2 separate regions of the Mus musculus genome follow, and region 1 is linked to region 2. A link is a loop called in an ENCODE intact Hi-C map of the cell type or tissue named here. Cell type or tissue: heart. All regions are shown on one strand.

Region 1 (8,000 bases), 83 kb before region 2:
ACCTCTGTCCACAGTCATCTTTAAAGCCCTTAGATCTTTGTTACTGACAGCTGCTAGCATCCTTGAGACAAGGTCTCACAGTGTCCCTGACTGGCTTCAGCCTGCCTCTGCCTCTGGAGTGCTTGGATTAAAGGTGTTAAAGGTCATTTCACTACTGTAGCAGCATGACCTTCTGCAACTCCAGTGTCGGGGAATCTAACACCTCGTCTCTGCAGGCTCCAGGCACACATGGGGCACACATACACAAATGCAGGCAAACACTTTATATTTGCTAGATACATGAACCAAAAATAATTTTAAAAAATTGAAACAACTAGAGTAGGCAAAGTCTTCCCCATGGGGACAGAAGAGTGTCAGTGAGGAAAAACCCTCTTGAAAACTGGTACACTTACTGTTGGAGAGAAGGATAGAGACACTTAGTTCTAGAAGCATACATGAGTGACTATGGCTCTGGAGTGTGTGTGAGCCACGTTCATCATATAAACTAATGGGTTTCTGCTGGTTGTGGTGCCTCACAGCTTTAATCCCAGCACTGTATAAGCAAAGGCAGGCTGATCTTTTTAGTTCAAGGCCAGGCTGCGGATTATAGGACAGTTAAGGTTACAGAGTTTCTGAGTACATTTGAAAAAGAAAAAAGATGGGTTTTACCAAGACATCGTCACACAAGCACACTGTGTACTTTGCTCACGGCCGTTTTCTCCTCATCCCTCCTCCTCCTCTCTTGTACACCAAAGTTCTACCGTCATGCCGTATTTATATTCAAATCTACATTATATTCAAATATTTGTTTGAATCTGACTTTTACAAAACACAATACTCTCCAGTGCCACTCATCTTCCTGCAAACAAGAGGATTGCATTTTTTTTGACGGAATAAAATCCCATTCCTGTTAGCCCTTCACCTGTTGATGGGCATTAGGCAAAGTCCAAAACATAAATATTGTGACTAGTGCTACAACAAATGAACATGGATGCAGAGGGATCTCCCTACTATGTTTGATTCCTTCAGAGATCAGAAGTGACCTAGCTAGATCACTTTTAGATTTAAAAATATTTATGTGCATGTTTGTATGTGTACATGTATGCGGGGGCCCTTAGGAGAGTGCCAGATCCTCTGAAACTGGAACTGATGTCCAAAGTGTTCTAGAATTCAGTCTCTCAACTGCTGAGCCATCCCTTCAGTTCCTCTTTTTTTTTTTTTTTGGTTTTTCGAGACAGGGTTTCTCTGTATAGCCCTGGCTGTCCTGGAACTCACTCTGTAGACCAGGCTGGCCTTGAACTCAGAGATCCACATGCCTCTGCCTCCCAAGTGCTGGGATTAAAGGCATGCGCCACCATACCCGGCCCTTCAGTTCCTCTTAAGACAGAAATACACACACACAAACACACACACACACACACACACACACACACACACACACACACACACACACACACACACACACAGTGGCACATGCCTTTAATCCCAGAACTCAGGAGGCTGAGGCAGGTGGATCACGACCTGGTTGTTGTCTCAAAAAACAAAAGCAAAAAAAAATCAAACCAAACAACAACAACAACAACAAAAATCCTCTATACGGATTTTTTTTTTCGAGACAAAGGTCTCTCCTACTGTAATCGCCATGAGTATTCTCTTTCACTACAACATTACGGTTTTTAAAAAACAAGAAACAACCCCTCTGCCCCCTAAACCAGGTTTTCTGTGTAGCTCTGAGCATTTCCCCCCAGCCTGCATGTCAGTTTTCTTGTTATCAGTCATTCTATCTTGGATAAGCTACTGACAAAGGTCTTGCTAATGTACAGCCCAGTCACCTGGGAGGATCACGTTACCTCAAATTCATTCTTTTCCTTTCCTCTTTCCTTCTTCCCTCTTGTTTGAGGCAGGGTTTCTCTGTGTAGCCCTGGCTGTCCTGGAACTCACTCTGTAGACCAGGCTGGCCTTGACTCAGAGATCTGCCTGTTTCTGCCTCTGGAATTAAAGGTATGCACTACTACAAACTGGTGAAAACCTTCCTTTTTCTTTTAAATTCTCCTCCACACGACAACTTACTGACAGCTCCCCCACTTCTCCCCCTCCCCCCAATAAACACTGAGAAAAGGGCTTTTTACTTTTGCCTTTTTACTACTGGGTCTGGCTGGTCTGTTGCTCATTAAATAGGTCCAGTTTTGCCTCAAATCCCATCCTCCCGCTTCTTGAAAACTGGGATTACAAACCTTAGTGTGAGTAGCCACAAAACTTTTTACACATTGTATCTTTCCACTTGGATCTGGTTGTTACCCTATACCTCTATGTAACAACTTTCTCCAAGTTTACCTAGTGACCTTCATTTCTTCCACATTCCGAACCACACATTTTAGTCCACATCTTACCTAATCGCTTACTCTTGATACTTGTAACAAGTTTCCTTGATACTTTTCTCTGTCTGGCTTCCTGTCTGTGCCTCCTCGCTGTCCTATTTTCTGCTTCCTTCCCTCATCTCACTCCTCGAATGCACACATCCTCCTCTTTAGGCCATTTTTCTCTCTTATGGCTCCAAGAATATCCAGACATGCGCAAGCACACTTTCAACTTTCTTGGTTTCAAACCACACTAATTCATATATACTTGCCTAAAAGATATCCCGCAGATCTCTTGAAACTAAAAATAACGTAACCCAGTTATTCAAGTCAGGACACTCATATTTCCTTATCCAACACATGCCTTCCTACCTACACATCGCCACTGTCTCTTCTTTAGCTTCATAATTGATCTCTCTCCCTACCCAGCTCCACTCCCCAGGGACCGAACGTCAGGCCTAACCGTGCTAAGAACGCATTCTTCTACAGTGCTCTAACATCCTTGCGGTCTTCTTCGCTTAAATTAAGTCCAAATTGGTCTCCATCTCCAGGGCTCAAGTAATCCTCCTGCCTCAGGCTTCAGGCTGGCACTAACATGCCCAGAGCTGGCAAGCTGTGATCTCTCTACAATACAAATATAACTAACTGTTCACACCTCTGTTTAGACCCTTCAAAGCCTCTTCGACTGCCCTTAGGATAAAATAAATTTGCAAGGTCTTGAGTCATAGCTCCCTATCTCAAAGCCCTTTGTATTACCTCTTCCTTTAGCCACAGCAGGCTCTCGGCAGCTCCAGAACATACTCGAGCCCATCCCACCCCCAATTCAATTCTCAGCCGTCCTTCACCCGTCAGCTGAGGCGACTTTTCCATAGGAAAATGGGAGCTCAAAAGGAAAACACTGAAGGGATGAATTCCGAGAGAGGGTGAGAAGCGCGGCTGCGAGGTTCGGGTTTCAGAACGTCAGAGTGACAGGAAGTTCAAGGCAAAGGTGAACTCCAGATCGTGACCTTTCACCTCAGTTCACCGGGCAGTCCGACCCCCGGCCGATTCCGCCCTTACGTATCATGGCTGCCAGCCCCTCTCTCCCGAGGGCCTTCGAGCCCGATACCAGCCAGCTCGGGCGCCACCAAGGCTTCCACCTTCAAATACGTTCTCTCTCCGCTTCTTAGAACCTCCCCGCCGCCGCCGTTAGGAGAACCCTGCGTTGCCAGCTTGCCCCTAAGCAAGATGGCTGCCAGTCTCCAGCCTCTCTTGCCGACGTGAAGCTACCCACTCCCCGCTTAATGCCGCTGCCAGGCTGCCCTCACCTAGTATGGCTCCTCCGCTCATGCCTCGTTATGGTCTCGAAGCCGACACTAACCGGCCAGGTTCCGGGAGGCGCTGTGCAGGATGCAGCCACCCCCGCCCGGCCCTCCCCTCCCCCACGCCCGCGGCGGCGGCGGCGGCGGCGGAGGCGGCGGCGGCTGGAGCCCGGATGCGGCTCCGTGAGGCGCAGGCCCCGGAGAGCGGCGCGGATGGATCCAACATGGCGGCGCCGAGGCTGAGCCGAGAGTGAGGCGGCGGGGCGGCCGGCCGGCGTGGGGAGGGGGAGTCGAGTGGGACGGGGCGGGGCCGGGCGGGGCCGCCAAGGGCTTGGGGAAGGAAAGTGGAAGGGGGAGGCGGTGGCGACGTCCAGCCCGGAGAACCTCCGGAGAGGGAGGTGACGGGACGCTGCGAGGTGGGGGAAGGGGAGCGGCCGAGGGGGGCGTGCAGGGGAGATGGCAACTGTGGGAGAGGGCAGGGGTCGGGGCGCAGGAGTGCGAGCCTGGGGAGGGGCGTAAACAAGGGCCCAGGCTGGCCCAGGCCAGGGGCAGTAAAGAGGCCGAGGTGGGGAGCGGGGCTGCGAGCCAGCGCTGGGGAAGGGGTAGGAGCCGGAGGGAGAGGTTGAGGGTGTGGAGGGGACGGGGGCTGGTGGCATGTGGCTGCAGGGAGGGCTGGACTCCCGTGAGCGCCGTGGTGAGGACGTGGGAGGTGGCGGGGGTTGGGGGGGGGGGTTGGATTGGACTTGAGACGTGTGCCGGAGGGAGGTTTTTCAAAGTGTTCAAATTGGAAGCGGAAGGGCCTAAGGGGAGAATTGGGGTGGAAGAGGAGAAGAGAAGCGGGGCTTGGCGGATGGAGAGAGTGGCGATGTGCCGGGGTAACGTAGAAAGTGAGAGACCCGGAGGAAAGTTTGAAAGGAAGGGGGGAAGATAGGGCAGTGGAGCTGCACGGGTGATAGAGGGTTTGGGGGTTTCCCTTTCCCCCCTGTGGAAGGGCAGCAGAGTTAAGCAGTATCAGTTGCAGCCAATTTTAATTGCCAGGCGCTTAGCTTTTAATAGGGTGGGAAGGGCAGAAAGGAATGGTCATGTGGGTTTGGAGAATTGGGGTTGAATGAGGGTTCAACCGGATTTGCTTTCCAAAACACCCGCTTGCTTCCTTGTTTTTCCTGGTTACAAATAGGGAGATTAGTAAAGCTCTTTCCTAGGTTTCTTTTTTTCTTTTCTTGCAATTAGCATTACAAGAATAGGGAAAGAGACTTTTCTGGAGCCTTATATACCAAGGTGGAGGCTCTGGAAGCCTGAGGAGGAAATAGAAGAGACAGACTGGCCTCTAGGTAACAGGCTAATTAAATATGCTTACCTTTACTGACCCTCAAGTTGTAGGAGGGGGAGGAGGTGTCAATATGCGTATTTAGGAAAAAAAACAAAAACAAAACAAAACAAAACCACCGTTTCCTACCGGAGTGTAGACGTGAGTGGATGTTGCTTTAGTGGTCATTTTGTTTTCATTGTGTGCTGAGGGAAGAGGTGAAGTTTGAGTCTGGCCTCGTGAGTGACCTGATGGGAAGGAAGAGCTGTCTTTGGCTGTAACTTTCCCCCTTCCAGTCCCCCTACCACTCATGTTGTAAGAAACTAGACGGAATAAGGTATTGAGGAAGGCGAGACAGTATCAGGGTGATGGTTCATTCCCAGAAGTGTTGACTTGGAACCTTTCTTGCTATGAGCCATTGAGACTAGAAATTTTGAGGGGCTGATACGATATTGTGGATTTGGTCAGTTTGAGTTCTCTGTAATTTGGAATAGTTCAGCCAATGAAATGACTTTAGGCTTAGATGACTTTTTTTTTTTTTTTTGGCACTGACACTTGACTAACTGTGGACCTTTGAAGTTTCAAAATAAAGCTTGAAATTTTGCTCTTTTACCCCCCCCCTTATTTGTTTTTGTTTTTGTTTTTGTGCTGGCTTTGAAACTTGTGCTAGGAAGAGCCCTGGGGATTTAAGTTTCTTGCAAAGGTAAGTCTGGAACTTTTTCTTGTTTGCACACAATGGGATGGAATGGAAACGGTATGATGCACTGGGGTAGAACCTGCTTAAGGAGGTAGATGCTAGGGCAAAGGAGTTCACGCTCTCTGAGTTCGTTGCTCAGGTAACTGGAGAGATAGGCAGAGGGAAAGGGGGTATTAAGTGTCCTGGGACGAGGTCCCAGCTTTGGTTTGTTTTTGTCTACCCTTCTGGTCAGCTCTGAGTGAAACATTTAACATATGGAAAGCTGTGCTCTTGTACATTATGTATGAGATATTTCTCCAGGAAGGTGACGGAGGCTGAGGTACTTCAGTGAGAAGGCTCCCCCTCCCTAGTTCACTGTCTCTCCCAGCAGTTCAGAGTTCTTGGTTTCTTTTTTTTTTGGGTGGGAGGGGGGTTCAAGACAGGGTTTCTCTGTGTAGCTCTGGCTGTCCTGGAACTCACTCTGTAGATCAGGCTGGCCTCAAACTCAGAAATCTGCCTGCCTCTGCCTCCCGAGTGCTGGGATTAAAGGCGTGCGCCACCACTGCCCCGCTTCTTGGGATTTTTTGAAAACATACTGTGTAATTCTGCCCTCCAAATATATTTGGTTACACTTTCCTGGTCCCGCCAGCAAGGCAGAGCTTCATGAGCCCTTAGCTCTCTTCAGGATTGCCCAGGTAGTTTTTGCTTCAAAGTTCAAGCTGTCCGTCCTTTCTGTAAGACAGGATCTCACTTTGTAGTCCTGGCTAGCCTATAGTTTGCTATGTAGACCAGGCTGGCCTCAGACTCAGAGATCCATCTGCCTCTGCTGCCCAACTGTGGGGATGAAAGGGATGCCACTATACCTGGCTGTTGTCATTTTTTTTTTTTTTAAGTTCTTCCACATGACTTTCTGGTAAGGGCTTCTGAGAGAGTCAAGTATTTCTTTTTTCTTGTAAAAATATAGATGTAATTCCTCTTAAAAGCTAGACTGCCAGTTTCATTTAAAGATAATTCTTTTACACATCCTTTGCTTCCGTAAGTCAAAGTACTTTAAAAAGTTAGAAACCCTGTCTTGAAAAAACAAAAAACAAAACAAAACAAGTTAGGATTGTCATTTCTGGATGGGAGGATCTAGACTGCGTAGGCACAGAAACGCAGTAGAGAGTAACCTATCAGGAGGAAACTGTCTAGGTACATACAGACTCTTGTTGGCTCTTACTACTTCAGACCTCACTAAAGGAAAATGAACTACACCTCCAGGAAATACAGTAATTGATCAGAATCTAGAATTTTTCTGTGCTAGGGATGTAGCTCCGTGGTGGAACACTTACCCACTTAAACCCAAGGCCCCTATGTTGGGTCCCTAGTACAAAAAAAAAGTGCACTTTAGTATTTGAACTACAGCAAGGACATCCAGTGGGTCAGTGTATTTGTTTATAGCTGTGGAGGGTTTGGTTTGGTTTGTAGGGTCTCACTGTGGAGACCAGGTCGGCTTTGAACGCAGAGATCCACCTGCCTATGCCTACCAAGTGCTGGGATTGAAGAGAGTGCACCACCCTTCCCTGCCTACTGTGGCTCTTGCTTCTTGATATTTAGCAGTATTTGAGATGACCAACACATGTGTTCTTGTTCATCTGCTTGGAGGAGGGTGTTCTGGTATCTTTCATCTAGGAGTGTGTGTCTAGGCTGGGCTCCCTGGCCACTGAAAGCTGAGTATAAATTCACTTTAAGAGAAAGTTGGTGATGTTCTTTTCATCCTGAAGCTAGATTCTTAGACACCCTGGCTGGGTTGCTGAGTTAGCTCACAATCCTGGATGATAATTAAGTGGGGAGAGCTGCCTATCAGCCTGCGTGCCCGCCTCTTGACATTATTCTGGGAGACGTGCCTTGGGAAATGCTTGCTTCTGTGTTTTGCTTCATTGGCTAGTGTAAGTCTGATTAGAGACCTAACAAGGAAGGGCCTGCTCTCTAGTCTTGTTTTGGGATTTTATAAATGGCACTGAAGAGCATTTGTATTTGTCTTGAAGTTGGCATTTTTCTTATTCCCACAAAACTCCAGATTGAACTGGGTCAAAGTAGACCTCCAGGGACGGACAGGAGGGGGTATGTCTGCCACCTGCTATTCACCTGAATGGCAACGGCAGGTGATGGAGGATGCATTGCTGGGGTGAGGTGATTGCGATAGTGGGATTCATGACTTAAGTGAGCCTATGTCTGACTGGCCCTCCTTTGCTTCTAGAATAAGACTGAATTGTTTCAGGGTGAAGACACCTCACAGTTTCCTTCTGTAGATCTAATAAGGAAAGTGACATGCACCCTTTTGAGCCTTCATCATGGTTCTCTTAAAATCCGATTCCTCAACCTTAACTACTGTAGGCCTT
Region 2 (8,000 bases):
AAGATCCATGTAGCACCTGCAAGCCCATGTCCAAGGCCTGGTAGGCTTGATGGGACTCCTGGAGAAAAAGCTTGGGGTTCTCGAGCTTCCTGGAGGAATGGGGGCAGTCTTTCTTTTGATGCTGCTGTGGCCCTGGCCCGGGAACGCCAGAGGACCGAGTCTCAGGGAGTTCTGCGGACCCAGACCTGTACTGGAGGTGGGGATTATAGTCTCAGCTCCAGAACCCCTCCTTGTAGCATGATCCTTGCCCATTCTTCCCGGCCCCTTAGCTGTTTGGAACGCCCACCTGAAGGCACAGAGGGGTCTGAGCCCAGGAGTCGGCTTAGTCTGCCCCCTAGAGAGCTTCACCCTGTTGTCCCTCTTGTGGCCCCTCAGCGCCAGACATATGCTTTTGAAACACAGACTAATCATGGGAAAGATGAAGGGGTATGATTAGGACAGGACAAGAGGAACCAAGAAATCATCACCAATCTCTGGAGCACTTGCCTAGCTGTCTTTGCTGCCTCGGCAGCTGAGATGTCTAATTCCATAGGCTTGGGTCCTCCAGCTTCTTGTTTTGACCATGAGAGGTACAGACTTGGTGGATTTACTTATGTTTGTGTTAGACACAAAGCCACTTATGTCTTAGCAGAGTCTTAAGAAACATAGAACAATCTTGTTTCCAGGGAGTTAACAAAAACATAGGGTAGGTAAAAGCTTTTTTTTTTCTTAAATTTAAATACAGTGGGGGAATTTCAGCCAAACTTTTGCCCTATTCTGAGCTGTGAATATCTCTTCACAGAAGCCTACTGTAGATGTGGGAGATATAGGACCAGATATAGAATAGCTCACCCCTGATTTGTTCCTAGATTTTTGGCTGTCTTCTGACCCTCTTTAGTTTCAGAGTAGGAGAAACATCCAAGAAGCTCTTTAAAGTCCTCAGTGTTTGCTGAAGGAAATGGGTGGCATCCTCTACCTTCAATTATTTTGCAGAAGAGGTCCTCCCATTTTAGGAAAAGGGAATGTTGGGCTGAAGAGATAGCTCAGAGGTTAAGAGCACCTACTGTTCTTCCAGAGGTCCTGAGTTCAATTCCTAGCAATCACATGATGGCTCACAACCATCTGTAACGGAATTTGATGCCTTCTACGGGTGAGTCTGAAGAGAGCAATGGTGTACTCATTCATATACATAAAATAAATAAAGAAAGAAAAGAAAAAGGAAAAGAAAAGTAGAGGGAATGTCACTCAATTTGGCTCTAGCACTGTCTCTGCACAGGCTGGGGCTACAGGCCACCATTTAGCAATGGTGGGTATTTGATAATAAAAGCTGAATTTTTTTTTTAACATTTAAACAGTGTATGTACTTTGTCTTATTAAAGTTTTGGGTGAATGGTATCACATTCCAAAGTTGCCAAAATGTATATATCTTGTTTTTTCTTATTTAGATATTCTTCCTCAGTTGTCATGGGAAACTGTAGCTAGAAAGTAGAACTGGGTTCATGGTGGTCAAGAAATGAGGAAGAGAAACCTGTATTTACATAATGTTCATCTAATGCCAGGAATTGGGCCAGATTTGTGTGCATAAAAACTTTGCTCTTGAATTTATTTAATCCACTTGATGTGAAGTTGGTATTGGTATTTCCGTTTTACAAAGAAATTGAGCTGTAGTTAAGTAAAAATGCCCATCAAAAACCTCAGAGTTAAGAAGTGTTAGTTTCTAGGTGTGGTGGCTGTCTTTAATCCTAGCACTTGGGAGTGGAGAGATCTATGTGTATTCGAGTCCAGCATAGTTTATGTAGGACTACATAGAAATACCCTATCGCAAAAAAAAAAAAAAAAAAAAAAAAGTGTCAGTTCAGAGTCTGAATGGCTTCAGAATCTGAATTCTAGCTATTGCTATTATACTTCACTATTCCAAAATCACTCTGGGTACACCCAGAATGAAGAAAATGGTAATCAAACTCGTCCCCACACGTATTTAAGAGCCTGAGGAAAAGCTATGAGGTCTTTGGAGTATTGCTGACGTTAATACAAAGGTATATACCCAGATCCACGTACACTCAGAAATGTCCCAAAGTCCACTTGGAACCCCCTCAAAGTGATGCCCTGATCCAAGATGGCGTCCCACATTGCCCTTATGAAAGATGGCGCCTAAGATTGCCGTTCCACCCTCTACTTCCTTTTACTGGAAGTAAAAGGGCTCCGCCTACCACAAGGATGGAAGTACAATTTAGTCGGGTTTTTTTTTTCCTGGTTCTTACTGAAAACAAAGGCCTCTAGCGAGGTCCCCAAGGATACCGTCTGTTTCCCTTCAGAGCCTGCGACCACTCACGTACCCACATCCGCTCTAGCGGGCATCAGATTTGAAGCGAGCGGAAGTGTGGCAGCTCGGGGGGCCGTCCGTCGGCTGGGCGGGTCGAGGGCACACTTCCGCCCCTCACCAACATGGCCGCAGGCTGGGACTGCGCATGAGCAGCTGTCTATGGAGAGACCTAGATCCAAAGACGGAGAAGGCTGCCGGGGGAAATCGGCGACTGAAGCGGCCTGGCCCGGTGAGTGCGTCGGAGCCGGCCGGAGTCCGGACGCCGGTGGATCGGCATGGCGGGGCACCTTTGCTTTGGCTGGCGTTTCCCAGGCCAGGCCACGCCTGGGCACGGAGCCTTTGTTTTGGGGGAGGGGGCCGTGCCCGGCTCTTTCTCTCCTGCTTTGTGGGCCGAGCTCGCTCCCCGCCCCGGTGTGCACACGTCCCAGCCGCCTGCGGTGGGTATCCAGCTTCGAGCCGCAGGCCCGGGAAGGTCCCCGGCGTCCTTTCCCCGTCTCTCCTCCGCGGAGCAGCTGGGGCGCAGGCGAGCTGGGCTGGGACCGGCGGGGTCACCGCGCGGGCTGCGGGGCTCGCGCCTGCCGGGTACTCAGGTCCCCAAGCGCCTACTACTAGTCGGTGGGCCTGCAGGGAGACGCGTCGTTCTCGGGCAAGGTCCGGGCGCTTGAAGTCTTTGGGAACTTGATCTGGTTTTTGTGTGTGGGTGGTGGTGGGGGGTGTTTTGTTTTTTAAATTTCTGCCTTTGCGTCTGTGCTTGGTGAGGACGTTTGCTGGGCTCTCCTTTTGAGCATGCAAAACCACAAAATCCTAGGCTGATTTCCGTATCACGTATTATTAATGCTCAGGATGCTTCCGGATATACAACCAAGGTTTGAGTAAGGAGCCTACCGCCGTTTCTGGGTAGCCTCAGAAGTTGCGCTGACAGCTGTTGGCTATACGGTTGTCTCGTGCGCCTTGCAGTCTCTTTCATAGCCTCCTCCTGCAGGCCGTGCCAGGAGCTTCAGGAGGAGCTCTTCCTCCTGTTTGAGGATGGAGACCCCCTAGGTGGTCCGTACATCCGGACGCTGCCTCCCTTTGCAGCCTTACTTTCTACGGACAGTTTCACTTTCAGTTCCCTTTTGTTATTGTTGTTAACGTTCTTCTTTGCACACGGTCTTTCCGAGGCGCATTATCCGCTAAACTAAGGTTTTTCTTTGATTAGAAAGGTTTGGAAGATCTTGCGGGTAGAGTGTTTAAAAAAAATCTTGTCCTTTCTTGTTGAGATTATTTTATTGCTTTGTCCTATGCAGCTGTTTCTTTCTGGTGGCATCTGTCTGTACAGTTCTTTGTTTTTTCCCGTTCTCTGGCTGGTTGTCAAAAGTCCTAAGGCAGGAACATTGTAGATGGATTCCTCCCCCTTTGTCTTTTCTCCTGCAGAACCCTGAGCCTGGAGGTTTTCTTTCCCCCCCTCCTCCTGAGGCTTAGTTGATTTGGAGTTGTCATGGCAACATTTTAGCAACTATGTTGCTCTACAGGAAGCCTTGCTGGATAAAATAAAGAAGCCTTGAACATGATGCACTTGGGCACTGGTGTTTGTAACAGATGCTGTAAATCTGGACTCTCTCAAAACAAGAGCCCCGACAGCGGAGTAGTATCCAAGAGCCAAACCTGGGTTTTATGCTTAGTGATGGTTTCCCAATAGCAAAAAAGGTTTCAGTTTTCCTCTTCTTAGATTTGAGGACTGGAATTTGTTTTTTGTTATTCTTATTTGATTTTGAAACAGGACCTCTCTATACATAACCTTGGCTGTCCTGGAACTCACTCTGTAGACCAAGCTGGCATTGAACTCAGAGATCTGCCTGCCTCTGCCTTCTTAGTGCTGGGATCAAAGGCTGGCATCACCACCTCCCAGCTTCAGATTTCTTTTCGTACAGTTTGTGTTGGAGAAGCTGGAAGAAGAATCAGGGAGTGTGTGAGGGAGTGTGTGGGTGGGGGGGTTATTAGTTACTGGTTTTGATAGTGGTGGTCTAAACTTTGCTCTAGCTTTTCCTGTGAAGCTGCTGACATAGAGTATAATAGCTTTAGTAACAATCCACAATAGCCTCAGCCATGCACCCCAGACATTGTTTCACAGTCTACTCCTCCCCCCAGGAGTTGGAATGAAAATGGAGGAGCAGCTGGGTGGTGGCGACCCATGCCTTTAATCCTAGCACTAGATAGGCAGAAGCAGGCAGGATCTCTGAGAGTTCAGAGGCCAGCCTGGCCTACAGAGTGAGTTCCAGGACGGCCAGGGCTACAAGAGAAACCCTGTCTCAGAAAGAGAGAAGCGGGGTTGGGGGGGAAGGAAGGAAGAGAGAAAAGTTTTGGTGTGTGTGTGTGCACATGCATGTGTGTGGTGGGCTGGACGCTGTGATAAACAGCTTTCACAAGTTAGTTTTTGCCTCTTTGAGGGGAGGAGGTTGTTTTTTTTGTTTTGTTTTTTGAGATATGGATTCTCTAGGTTGCCCTGGTCATCCTGGAACTCTGTAGCCATGGCTGGCCTTGAACTCAGAGATCCACGTGCCTGGCTCCCAAGTGCTTGAATCAGGCATTGCCACCACGCCCTGCCTGCTGAGCCCTCCTAGCTTTTCTTTTGGTCAGAGGAGAGCCGTAGGGGGTCAGTTGTTGTCTTTCCACGTTGCTGGAGACAGTGGCTGGCGCCCCGCTTGTAGAGATTCTCTCATCTCCAGCTCTCCATCAGGCGCCCTGTGATTACACATGCTCTCAATGCTGCATTCCTCTCTTCTATAGGTTTTAGGACTCGGGTGTTACCTTCATTCCGAGTGAGACTTCCATTGCGAGTGCTGTTTGAGCCAATCTCCCAGTTTTGTTTTATTTTATTTTGAGACAAGTTCTTGTAGCCCAGCCTAGCGTGACACTAGCTTTGCACCCCAGGATGGCCTTGAACTCCTAAGTATTGGTATTACGGGCATGAGCAAGCACACTTGGTCCTTTTTCTCCTCAAACTCGCACCGTTCCTGTCTCCTTCCCCTGAGTGTTAGGCTCCCAGGAGTGAGCCTCCATGTCCCGTGAAGAGTTGCTTCTTCAGTCACTGCAGACTAGCCCTTGCCATCAGAATTGGGGGAGTTGACTGTCCTTTGCGGATGCTTGGTTTATCTTCCTGGCTGTGTCTTCTTGGAACCTAGGTTCTAGAACCTGGAAAGCTGTTCAGTTGCCTGGCCTCACTGCAAACTCTGTGGTTTCCACCAGGACTTAGCATTCAGGCCTTTGAGTTGGGAGATACAAAGTCCTCCGAAAAAAGACCGGCGCCTCGGATGAGCCCCCTCACAGAGAGATGAAGGGGTAAGTGAAGAGGGATGTCTGGGCAGAGGAGGGATGGCCTGGAGAATGCAGAATTAATGCAGAATGACTAAGAACATTGGATTCGGGAGATCTGGGTTCAGGTACCCAGCTCCAACACTTACCAGCTCTGTGATTTAGTTTCTCTATCTATAAAACTGTGGTGCTAGTCACTGTTATTAGCATCAAGATGGTGTGCTGGGGTGGGGGGTGGGGTGGATGCCTTTAATCTCAGCACTCAGGAGGCAGAGGCAGTCTTATCTCTGAATCCAAGGTTAGCCTGCTCCACACAACAAGTTCCAGGACTGCCAGAGCTACCCAGAAAAAAACTCTTTCTTTCTTCTTCTTTTTTTTTTAAGATGTAGAAATGGTCCTTTTTTTGTTTTGTTTGTTTGCTTGTTTATTATATGTAAGTACACTGTAGCTGTCTTCAGACACTTCAGAAGAGGGCATCAGATTTCGTTACAGATAGTTGTGAGCCACCATATGTTTGATGGCATTTGAACTCGGGACCTTTGGAAGAGCAGTCAGCGCTCTTAACCACTGAGCCATCTCGCCAGCCCTAACACTTTCTTGAAAAACAAAATAAAACCAACCAACCAACAAACAAAAAAAGTGCTTATAGCTTGGTGTCTATGTACATGGTAGATACTTAGTTATTACTTTTTAAATTTATTTTGTTTTATTTTTTTGAGACAAAATAATATTTACATAGTCCTGGGTATATCGTAGTCCTGGCTGCCCTGGAGCTCACTCTGTAGACCAGGCTGGCTTCAAACTCACAGAGATCCACCTGCCTGTCTCCTGAGTGCCAGGTTTAAAGGAATGTGCCACCATGAGCCAGCAGTAATACTGTCATGGTCTAACCTAGCCTAACATCTGTTGTGGATGCCAGTGAGTTTGGGAACCATGTTACGAGGTCAGTGAATGTCTCACATCTTCCATTTGTTTCTTGTTTTTTTGTTTCACCACCAATAGGCAGCAGAAAACAGCTGAAACCGAAGAGGGAACAGTGCAGATTCAGGAAGGTGAATGTTGACAGTCAAGACTTATGGCTCATCCTCCCCTCCCTCTCTTCAGATGATGGTCCATCTCCTTCCTACATACCGTGTGTCTTTTAAGTGCCATGCAAGTAGAACAGGGAGGAAGGCAGTTAACTTCTAGATCTTTCTTTGCCTCTTAATCTAGGCGCAGTGGCTACTGGAGAGGACCCAACTAGTGTAGCTATCGCCAGCATCCAGTCAGCTGCCACTTTTCCTGACCCCAACGTCAAGTACGTCTTCCGAACTGAGAATGGGGGCCAGGTAAGGGAGGGGGCCAGGTGGCTGCAGATGCCGCCTGGGGTTTGGGGTTAAGGGAGGGGCATGAGCATGTTTTGGGGAGCTGTGGCTTGGAGGAGTAGCTGTGTACTATTGGGGTGATAATTGGACGCTTTGAGATTGATGTGGGGCTGGATATGCTAAAGCCTGGGGGTCGGGGCGGAGGGGACAAGGGACAGTTGCTGAGTCTCTCTGAAAGACTCGTGGGACTTAACATGTACAAATACCAGAGGCTATTCTGAGAGGGTCTATGATTCTAGACACTTACTCTTCTCTTCCCTGCTTCCAGGTGATGTACAGGGTGATCCAGGTGTCAGAGGGGCAGCTGGATGGCCAGACAGAGGGCTCTGGCGCCATCAGTGGTTACCCTGCCACTCAGTCTATGACCCAGGTACTGGGGGAGAGACTGTGAGAGGACTAAAGAGTTTTTAGCAATAACTGGGGAGCCAGCAGGAAGGAGGGGTAGAATTGGGGACAGTGGGGTGCATCTCAGGCCACTTTAACCCAAAGCACCAGGTCCAGATGTGTTCAACCTTCTGTCATTGAGACATTATTACCCTGTCATCCTAACGTGGAGCTGGAAAGGTGGCTCAGCACTTAAGAGCACTTCTTGCTCTTACAGAGGACCTGAGTTCAGTTCCCAACAACTGCACAGTGGCTTGTAACCATCTGGTTTCAGGGGATCAAGTGTCCTTCTCTGACCTCCATAGGCGCCCCCCCCCCATACCATATACATACATTCAAGAAAAATACTCATACACATAAAAATAAATCTTAAATACACACACTTGAATTTAAAAAAAAAAGCACCTCATTTTAAGAAACTTCAGTTATGGGTTGGGTTGCGTTCGTAGCTATCTTTGACCACATGGTGTTCTGCTAAGGGATAGAGCCTTGAAGGGCGATAGAGTGGGAATGAGTCCCCGACTGACTGGACCCCGCCCGCTCTCATTTCCCTCCTCAGGCAGTGATCCAGGGAGCTTTCACCAGTGACGATGCCGTTGACACGGAGGGAGCAGCTGCTGAGACACATTATACATATTTCCCCAGCACCGCAGTGGGAG

The links. Hi-C counts contacts between places; a loop is a spot of excess contacts. Peaks named below come from ENCODE experiments on the same cell type or tissue, not always from the same donor. Only the 100,000 strongest peaks of a DNase experiment are listed, where the experiment ranks them.
Region 1: a loop joins it to region 2, with 8 times the contacts of the local background. A loop is called at or near these places in 5 of 42 quality-filtered maps.

Annotation. Positions count from the first base shown.
Region 1 is chr1:171,325,640-171,333,639 of GRCm38, forward strand. Dedd (death effector domain-containing) reads left to right here and starts at 3,506. Exons shown (of 6, transcript NM_001128609.1): 1 at 3,506-3,887; 2 at 5,614-5,646. It overlaps Gm20045 (a long non-coding RNA gene), which reads right to left and starts at 1,675. Exons shown (of 2, transcript XR_865726.1): 1 at 1,255-1,675. In heart, no CTCF peak of the experiment used is centred here; a DNase peak (open chromatin) is centred at 3,492; H3K4me3 peaks cover 3,485 bases; H3K27ac peaks cover 3,094 bases.
Region 2 is chr1:171,408,910-171,416,909 of GRCm38, forward strand. Arhgap30 (Rho GTPase activating protein 30) reads left to right here. Exons shown (of 12, transcript NM_001005508.2): 12 at 1-1,331. The coding sequence ends at 432. Usf1 (upstream transcription factor 1) reads left to right here and starts at 2,404. Exons shown (of 10, transcript NM_001305676.1): 1 at 2,404-2,531; 2 at 5,528-5,620; 3 at 6,596-6,645; 4 at 6,806-6,921; 5 at 7,226-7,327; 6 at 7,901-8,000. The coding sequence starts at 5,613. In heart, CTCF peaks have their summits at 2,288 and 3,308; DNase peaks (open chromatin) are centred at 2,412 and 3,262; H3K4me3 peaks cover 2,324 bases; H3K27ac peaks cover 2,054 bases; H3K27me3 peaks cover 468 bases.